2 separate regions of the Homo sapiens genome follow, and region 2 is linked to region 1. A link is an interaction called in ENCODE POLR2A ChIA-PET data of the cell type or tissue named here. Cell type or tissue: OCI-LY7. All regions are shown on one strand.

Evidence for each region. ChIA-PET counts read pairs that join two places held together with the same protein. Peaks named below come from ENCODE experiments on the same cell type or tissue, not always from the same donor. Only the 100,000 strongest peaks of a DNase experiment are listed, where the experiment ranks them.
Region 2: POLR2A ChIA-PET joins it to region 1 with 5 read pairs; 2 of 35 experiments call an interaction of 5 or more read pairs at or near these places.

What each region holds. Positions count from the first base shown.
Region 1 is chr2:223,839,533-223,844,532 of GRCh38, reverse strand. No RefSeq gene overlaps it. Among named protein-coding and RNA genes, the nearest start is that of AP1S3, 4.5 kb to the right of the region's middle. In OCI-LY7, no CTCF peak of the experiment used is centred here; a DNase peak (open chromatin) is centred at 2,872; H3K4me3 peaks cover 349 bases; H3K27ac peaks cover 824 bases.
Region 2 is chr2:223,572,314-223,577,313 of GRCh38, reverse strand. No RefSeq gene overlaps it. Among named protein-coding and RNA genes, the nearest start is that of SCG2, 28 kb to the left of the region's middle. In OCI-LY7, no CTCF peak of the experiment used is centred here; no DNase peak of the experiment used is centred here.

The DNA of each region.
Region 1 (5,000 bases):
GAATTATTTGACTCTGGGAATATGCTTATTTTAGAACCAATCATTATTGCTGTGGGAAAGCAATATTCTGATTGGCCAGGAGAGCATCATGTGCCACCCCTAAAGTTAAGAGTCTATGTGTGGGTTGGCTCCCCAAACCCAAACTGAAAATTACAGGAAGCAGGGGAATGGATGCTGGAGAGGCAAACAGGAAATGTCCACCAGCAATTTCTTTGTTGCATGTTTGCTGGCATCTTATCCTTTCCTTTCAGAGCATTCATGATAATTAAACATTTATGTATGTTATTATTTATTTCATATTTGTCTTCCCCCATAACACTGTACATCCACCCTGAGAGGGACCACGACTCCTCTCTTCACTGTTCTATGCCCAGTGCGAAGCACAGTTCTTATCACAGAGTAGATGTTCAAACAATATTTGTTCCATAACTATGCTACTACAAGAAACCCAGTAGGATGCAAAAGAGTACATACAGTAGGTGTCTCAGTCCGTTCATGCTGCTATAACAGAATGCCTGAGACTGGATAATTTATAAGGAATAGAAATTGATTTATCACCGAGCATGGTGGCTCATGCCTGTAATCTCAGCAATTTGGGAGGCTGAGGCGGGCGGATCACGAGGTCAGGAGATCGAGACTATCCTGGCCAACATGGTGAAACCCCATCTCTACTAAAAAAATACAAAAATTAGCTGGGCATGGTGGCACGCCTTTGTAATCCCAGCTACTTGGGAAGCTGAGGCAGGGGAATCCCTTGAACCCGGGAGGCGGAGGTTGCAGTGAGCCAAGATTGCACCACTGCACACCAGCCTGGTGACAGAGCAAGACTCTTGCTCAAAAAAAAAAAAAAAAAAAAAAATTGATTTCTCACAGTTCTGGAGGAGGCTGGAAGTCCAAGATCAAGGCATCAGCAGGTTCAACGTCTGGTGAGGACTCAGTCTCTATTCCAAGATGGTGCCTTGTTGCTGCATCCTCCAGGGGGGCGAAAGTTGAGTCCTCACGTGGTGGAAGGGATGGAAGGCTAAAAAGGGACTGAGCTAGTTTCCTCCAGCCTTTTGGTAAGGTACTAATCCATTAATCCACTAATCATCACTTCTCCAAAGGCCCCACCTCTTAAAACTACCACAGTGGGGATTAAGTTTCAACATGAAATTTAGAGGGAACTCTCATTCAAACTACAGCAGTAGAATTTCAATTTTGGTTTTAAAAACAAAATTTCAGCTGGGCACGGTGGCTCACGCCTGTAATCCCAGCACTTTGGGAGGCTGAGGCAGGTGGATTGCTTGAGCTCAGGAGTTCAGCACCAGCCTGGGCAACATGGCAAAACCCTGTCTCTAAGAAAAATATAAAGATTAGCCAGGTGTGGTGGTGCATGCCTGTAGTCCCAGCTACATGGGGGGCTGAGGCAGGAAGATCACTTGAACCAGGGAGGTCAAGGCTGCAGTGAGGTGAGATCATGCTATTGCACTCCAGCCTGGGAACCAAAGTGAGACCCTGCACACACACACACACACACACACACACACACACACACACACACACACACACAATCTTTCTGTCCTTTTCTATCTCTATAGAATACAAATATGCAAGGAAATAAACCAAATATAACAATAGTTATTTCTTATTGGTAGAATTAGTATTATTATTATTTGGAGACACAGTCTTGCTCTGTGCCCAGTGGCACAATCTCGGCTCACTGCAACCTCTGCCTCTCGGGTTCAAGCAATTCTCTTGCTTCAGTCTCCTGAGTAGCTGGGATTACAAGCATGCGCCACCACACCCGGCTAATTTTTGTATTTTTAGTAGAGACAGGGTTTCACCATGTTGGCCAGGCTGGTCTCGAACTCCCGACCTCAGGCATCCACCTGCCTCAGCTTCCCAAAGTGCTGGAATTACAGGCGTGAGCCACCTCACCTGGCCTCTTGTTGGCAGAAATAGAGTAAGGTTTTATTTTATTTTTATGTTTTATTTTTTGAGATGGAGCTTTGTTCTTGTTGCCCAGGCTAGAGTGCAATAGCGTGGTCTCAGCTCACTGCAACCCTTGCTTCCTGGGTTCAAGAGATTCTCTTGCCTCAGCCTCCCAAGTAGCTGTGATTACCGGCATCCACCACTATGTCTGGCTAATTTTTGTATTCAGTAGAGATGGGGTTTCACTATGTTGGCCAGGCTAGTCTCGAATTCCTAACCTCAGGTGATCCGCTAGCCTCAGCCTCCCAAAGTGCTGGGATTAGAGGGGTGAGCCACTGTGCCCAGCCTAGAGTGAGGTTTTAAAATAACACTTTTCTGTGTTTTCCAAATCTGCAATGAACCTATATTATTTTATAATTAAAAATTTTCTGAAAATATTCTTTAGAAATATATTAAGTAGAGTTTTTCCATTTGGAATAATAGGCCCTCTTTTGAAAAGTAAAGGGGGTTTCTAAAGAGCATAAGGCCTCATACTAAAAGTTTCACCATGACAAGATGAATTTCTGAATGCTGCAGAAGGGATTACTGGAGATGTTGATTACTTAAGACATTAATAAGAGGGCATTAAAGAACAGCAGGACCAGGCTTCAATTAATGCCTGTGAAGGCACTGCATAAGCCGACTTTGAAGTTGGCCTCTCCTTTGCTTCTTTCAGTTTCTTAAACTCACAGCTTGATCTATCTCAATTTCTGTGAAGTCAGTATTTTGGTTTATAGATTATTATTATTTTACTTTATTATCAGGTCCCTAACTTGCTCTTCTCCCTTGCTGTGGACTTGATGGTGGCTTTTGCTGCATTCTCTCTGCATCTTCTGCTAATATTTAAATATAGAATGATCTGAGAAGTGAAACTCCTAAATCAAGTTGACCAAATGCCAGGGCATTGTTTTATGAGTAAATGTACACACACAGAATCACATGCACCAGCTCATAAACAACCTAACCGGAACCATGTAACACACTGTACTTGTCTTCTAGGACATTAGATTTTGAATCTAAAAGCCTCTTTAGGATCTGACCAGGGAACTCCTCTTTAGACTGGTACATCTTGAGTGATAGGGCCTCTGGGTCCTCCCTGGGGTTTTGCTATTTGTGGGCCACGTGTGGAGTCAGGAGTTTGAACAGAAGCAAAGATGGGATACAGAAGTCAAGACTAAGGCTGGGTGTGGTGTCCCATGCTTGTAATCCCAGCACTTTGGGAGGCCAAGACAGGAGGATCCGTTGAGGCCAGGGATTCTCGAGATCAACCTGGGCAACATAGTAAGATCCCATCTCTACAGAATTTTTTTTTTAAAGGAGAAGTCAAAGCTTAAAAATGCATGTTATTCTTCTGAGACAAATGACTGATGAAATAAACACTGCTTAACTCTCACTGTTGCGTTCTGAGTAGGTCTGTCAGGGGTAGGGCTTTAGGGGGAACCATCTTGAATCTTAGTGCCTTGATTCTAGGCTTATCCCTGCCTCTTATTAGCTTCTTTTTACACTTAGTTTATTATTATTATTTTTAAAATAGAGATGGGGTCTTCCCATGTTGCCCAGACTGATCTCAAACTCCCGAACTTAAGCAGTCCTCCTGCCTCGGCCTCCCAAAGCGCTGGGATTACAAGCCTGAGCCACTGTGCCCGGCCTGCCTCTTATTATTGCTGTTGAGCCTCTGAGCCTCAGGCTTTCATCTGTACCATGGCCACAGTGCTTCCTTTCTTACGGATTGTTTTGGGGGCAGCCAAGATAACCCTGTGAAGTGTCCAGCTCACTGCAGGCCTCCCTCTTCGGTGATTTGGGGTATGGTGTGAGAATCTGGAGGAAAAAACACTGGGTGGCAGAGGCCCCAGAGAGCATCCTCTGCCCATCTCAGCCAGGCCAGGAGGAAAGGCAAAGGACACTAATAATTTTTAAGTTACCTGCCCCCCTCAACCTCTACATCTTTAATTACACCCCCTCCAACCATAAGCCACACAGTAAGGGAAACTTCTCCTGCTTTATTTTTTTTAATTTTTATTTTTTGAGATGTAGTTTAGCTCTTGTTGCCCAGGCTGGAGTGCAATGGCACAATCTCGGCTCACTGCAACCTCCATCTCCCAGGTTCAAGCCATTCTCTTAGCCTCCCAAGTAGCTGGGCTTACAGGCATGTGCCACCATGCCTGGCTAATTTTTTGTATTTAGTAGAGACAGGGTTTCACCATGTTAGTCAGGCTGGTCTCAAACTCCTGACCTCAGGTGATCCACCTGCCTCAGCCTCCCAAAGTGCTGGGATTACAGGCATGAGCCATCGCTCCTGGCCTTTCCTGCTTTAATATTTGACTTAACTGTCATGGCAAGAGCACTGAGATGATTTCTTTAGCTTTTTTTTTTTTTTTTCCTTTTTTCTTCTGCGAGAATCTCGTAGTGTCGTCCAGGCTGGAGTACAGTGGGGATCTCGGCTCACTGCAAACTCCGCCTCCAGGGTTCAAACAATTCTCCTGCCTCAGCCTCCTGAGTAGCTGGGATTATAGGCACCCGCCACCACACCCAGCTAATTTTTGTATTAGGGGTTTCACCATTTTGGCCAGGTTGGTCTTGAACGCCTGACATCAGGTGATCCCCCCGCCTCAGTCTCCCAAAGTCCTGGGGTTACAGGCATGAGCCACGGCGCCTGGCCTGAGATTTCTTTAGCTTTGTAATTCACCTTTAGTAATTCCATTTCTTTCCCACTAGCAAAGAAACCCTTACAGCACAAGGCTCTGGATGGTGGCACAGAGCTGGGCCCTGCCCTGAAGTTACCTAGAAAGGAGGAGAAGCACAAAGATTAGATTCTATCTAGTTAGATAAAGCATGATGTACTGAGAAAGGGAAGGAACAGACCCTGGGGGAAGAACATAGGAGTTAAAAAGTAGCTGTCCTAGATTCACTTTTCTTTCAGGAAGCAAAATCATCCCATCGCCTGGGGTTTAACTGTTGTCAAATAGTCCTCTTCCAATGCCCCCGGCAGAATGCCACAAGTCCAGGTTTGAGAGCTTTGAGGCTGGAGGCTGTGGCTCTCCTGGGGGCTT
Region 2 (5,000 bases), 270 kb after region 1:
GATGGATGGTAAAAGACACTTTCCTCAAAGACAGCAGGAAGAATAAAATCAAGGACACTCAGACATAAGGGGTTAGGAAAACCCAACTCTTCCCAGCTTCAGATGGTGGTGGGAGAAATATTTGAGGCTGTTGCCTTTGCTAGTTTTTGTTGTGTTACCAAGTTATGCCCTGACTTTTACTGTGACCTGTGAGATTCCGACATTTGTAGAGGCCAAGTGCAGTGACTCATTCCTGTAATCCCAACACTTTGGGAGGCTGACGTAAGCGAATAACTTGAGCCCAGATGTTTGAGACTGGCTTGGGCAACATGGTGAGACTCTGTCTCTACAAAAACTACAGAAATTAGCTGGATGTAGTGGCATGTGCCTGTAGTCCAAGCTACTTGGGAGGCGGAGGTGGGAGGATCGATTGAGCCTGGGAGGTCAAGGGTACAGTGAGCCATAATCACGCCACTGCACTACAGCCTGGATGACAGGGTGAGACCCCATCTCAAAAAACAAACAGACAAAAAAACTTGCCAGATTGCCAGTTGGCGGGGACTGGAGTCAGTGGGAAACTTCAGAAATTACAGGTTAGGTGAAAATAAACTGTATGTGGCATATGGACTAAACTATTTTTCCATAGAGTGCTTTGAGAGTTATCGAAACATTCTTGCTCTGGTGATTCTATCATTTGTTGTACATTGCAAGTCAATAGCTAATTATTAATTTTATTATCTCATAAGATATTGTTTTTTTTTTTAATTTTACAATAAACCTTTGGCACAGAAATAAGCTAAAGTGATAATAGTGCATGCTTAATAAAAAATTATGTGCTAATTTTCTCTTTCTCACAAAAGTTGATGATGAAATTTTAATTTGGCTTAATTGTGGATGTTGGCTACATTTGTCATCCACTATGGGAACTCCAGTAATAAAGCTGACCATAAGAAAATAAGAAGATGTAAATCTTCTAAAGTTTCAAAAGTCAGTCATTATTTTGTGGAAACTGTGCCCAAAGGCAATGACTTAATATGTGTAGTGGTAGAAGGCTTAGTTACATATGATGACTTTTTATTTAGATCAAATTACTGTGTTTATAAATTAATTTAACTCATTTTCAATTGTAAATGATAGCCATTAATGTGTTGGTTTCATAAGCAGAAGGACTTTTCAAGCAAAATATGCCAGTTTAATATCAGTGTTGTTAGATATTTTTGTAGAAAATTAATTAATTCATTTTAATATTTTTGCCATTTCTGATGTTTTTTTCCCCTGATCCCCCTGGGTGTTTAAGCCCATTTATAAATGCTTTTCTCATGACCTGGATCAAAGCAAGGCACAAAATTAGCCTAGATTAGAGAGGTGGGGAAAGAGACTCCATATTCTCATGGAAGGAGCTGCAAAGTCACATTGCAAAGATACCTAGGTATAAAGAGGAAGACAACTATGACCATCTTAACAATCAGCTATACATCTTTCCCCTAGAAAATTATACTCATTCCACATTACTGGAAGGAAAACAAAGAACATTATGCTTATAAATACTATAGATTATGTGTCCTAAATATGCCTTTAATTAATATTCCCTTCCCCAGTTCTATGACACTGTTGTAGGTTAGGGAAGCTTTATCATTTCCACCATGTTGGCCAGGCTGGTCTTGAACTCCTGGCCTCAACTGACCCACCTGCCTCAGCCTCCCAAAATGCTGGGATTACAGGGATGGGTCACCATGCCCAGCTTTACCTTAATAGACTCTTACCTATTTTCCTTTCATCCAATTTGACCCCACTCCAAAACATCCTCTCTGTTATTCCTATTCTGAGTATGTCACTTCATTGCTTAAAAGTTTTTAATAATTCCTTATGACATATGAGAAAGACTCTGCAATCATTTATCATGGCATTGTAAGGTGCTCAACAGTCTTGTATCTGTCTCTGTTTCTAGACTTCTCTCCCACCATGCTACAAAATGCATATTCGGGCTACAGTCGATTGTCCTACTTGTAGCTCTCCAAATATGCTATTATTTCTTACTTGACTGGAACTTTACAACTACTGTACCTTTGTCTGGAAAAAATCCTTCACTGCCTACCATCCCTTATTCCATCAACTTTCCTGTTTGGCAAACACTTATCCTTCAAAGTCTAGCTCATGTGTCATGTCCTCCAGGAAGCCTTTCTTGCAGCTCCAGATTGTGAGAGCTTTCTTCTATGTGCTTACATACTCCTCTGAATAATTCCATGATAATAGTTATCATGAGGTATCACAATTAACGTTTTGCTTCTCTAACTTGCTGCAAAGTCATAGAGGAACTATATTTGGACTTCTGATTATCTAGATCTTACAGTAGCGTATAGCCTGTAGTATATTTGTGTTGTGATCTTTTTCCATAGAGAATAAATGTAATTACACAAAAGGCAGACAATTTAAATTAACTCTGCTTTGAAGTATACCTATTTTCTCCCTTGTAATTACCTATCACTTCTAGAAATTGATTTAAATTTATCAAAGGAGGTGATAATGCAATTTTTAAATAAAGAAGATTATTACTTGTGGTAGTAAGTATAGCAATACCTCAACTTTTTAGTTCAAGTTTTATTCTACAACACTTAAAATTTAGGTCAGTTCTTTGATTTGTGCATTGAAAGGTTTTTCCTATGAGATTAAAAAATGGGCTCTCTAAAGAATTCTTCGGTAGGGGGAGGGGGCACTAATTCTATCTATATGAAAAAACTGTTACAGACATGTTTAAAATTTTTAAATTGAAATGATATAATATTAAAAAATAGAAAGCCCATCACTTAGGCTTAATTGATAATATGACTTTGTTTTATATGAATCATAACCATTCTACAAAGAAAATGTTAAAAATACACCTAAATTTTTCCCCACCGCTGTTCTATTCATCTCATTCTCCTCCCAGATGAAACCATTCATTCATTCACTGGTTTATTCAAAGATAAATGTTAAGCATCTACTATTTTTTGGGCAGTCTTCTAGGTGTAAGGAATAGCTGTAAATAAGTTCCTTCTTCGTGAAATGCCCAGTCTAGATTGTAGTTGTAAGCTCCATTCTCCAAGTTGATGTATATCACATCAAGGTATGGTTTTATACATTTATCATATATTGTATGTATTAGTAAATATTATGTATATATTATATAAATTAAAGGTTATATACTTTTATTAATATATAAATTTAGTATATATTATATTGAATGACATAAATGGTATACCATCAGGATATCTTTTTCCAACTTTTTTTTTTACTTATAGTTACATTTTGTGATTTTCCTTGTTTATCCTACTTAGTTCATTTATTTTATAGTATTTCATTATATGCTAGGACCACAGGTGATCCTAAATTTACCTTTAATCAGTATTCCCTTCTCCAATTATTTGGAGGGTCTCCCTACTTTTTGAGATCCTGATCTGAATATTTTTGGTCTTAATGACTATTGTATTAGTCCATTTTTGAAGCGATGTTGTTTGTTGACTGGTGGATAGTAAGGTTGCTTTTACTGTTTTGGTATCACAAAAATTGCATGAACGTTTTTGAATATGCTTCTTTATTCATATGAGTTTCTGTTAGACAGCTACAAACAAATTGCTGAGCTAAAGGACAGGAGCAATGTCAACTTCTAGGACTTGCTCTACTAAGTGTTTGGGACAATTTACACTCATTGGCAGTGTATGATTCCCATTTCCCCACATCATCACCAATACCCTAGTGATTTTTTTTCCTCCAATGTCATCGGTGACTTGAAAATATTGTTTACTGGTAGTCAATTCATCTTCTCTGTGAATTTCCTGTTTATATTTTTGTCCAATTTTCTATATGTGTATTTGTCTTTTTCATATTGGTTTGGTAAGATTTATTTTTTTTATTGTATGTATTTGAGGTGTTCGTGATAGTCAGATATACATATACATTGTGGAATAATCAACACAATCAGGCTAATCAGCATATCCATCACCTCAAATAGTTACCTTTTTTTTGGTGGTGAGGACTCAGGATCTACACTCTTGCCAAATTTCAAGTATACAGTACAGTATTGGTAGCTATATACTCACTGAATTGGGTGATGCCTGCCCACATTGGTTAGAGTGATTGTTTTTACTCAGTCTATTGATGCAAATGCTAATGTGTTCTGGAAATACCCTCACAGACATGTCTAGAAATAATGTTTTGCCAGCTATCTGAGTATCCCTTTGTCTGGTCAAGTTGAACATAAAATTAACCATCACAAATGCCGTGGAAATTTTGACAGAGAAGGCACTGAATCTGTTGATCACTTTGAGCAATATGGACATTTTAACAATATTAATTATTTCAATCCATGAGCACTGGGGGGTATTTTTGCATTTATTTGTGTCCTCAATTTCTTTCATCAATGTTTTATAGTTTTCAATGTACAGCTCTTCCACCTTCTAGTTAAATTTATTTCTAAATATGTTATTCTTTTTGATGCTATTGTAAATGGGGATTATTTTCTTATTTTTTTTCCTGTTAGCTAGTTATTTAGAGTCTAGAAATGCTACCGATTTTGTATGTTGATTTTTTGCCTTACAACTTTTCTGGACTTACTGATTAGTTCTAAGAATTTTTTTGTTGGAGTCTTTAAGATTTTCTATATACAAAATCACCTCAACTGTGAACAGGGATAATTTTACTTCTTTCTTGCTGATTAGGATGACTTTTATCTTGCTTGCTTTCTCTAGGATTTCCAGTCATGTGTCTAGAAGTGGTGAGGGTAGATATCCTTTTCTTGTTCCTAATCCTAGAGGAAAGGCTTTCAACTTTTCACTATTGAGTATGACATTAGCTGTGGGCTTGATATATGTGGCCTTTATTATGTTGATGTACATTTCATCTATACGTAATTTATTGAGAGTTTTAATCATGAAAGAATGTTGAATTTTGTCAAATTTTTTTTTCCTGCATCTACTGAGATGATCATATGGTTTTTATCCTTCGTTCTGTTAATGTGATATATCACTTCATTGATTTGTGTATGT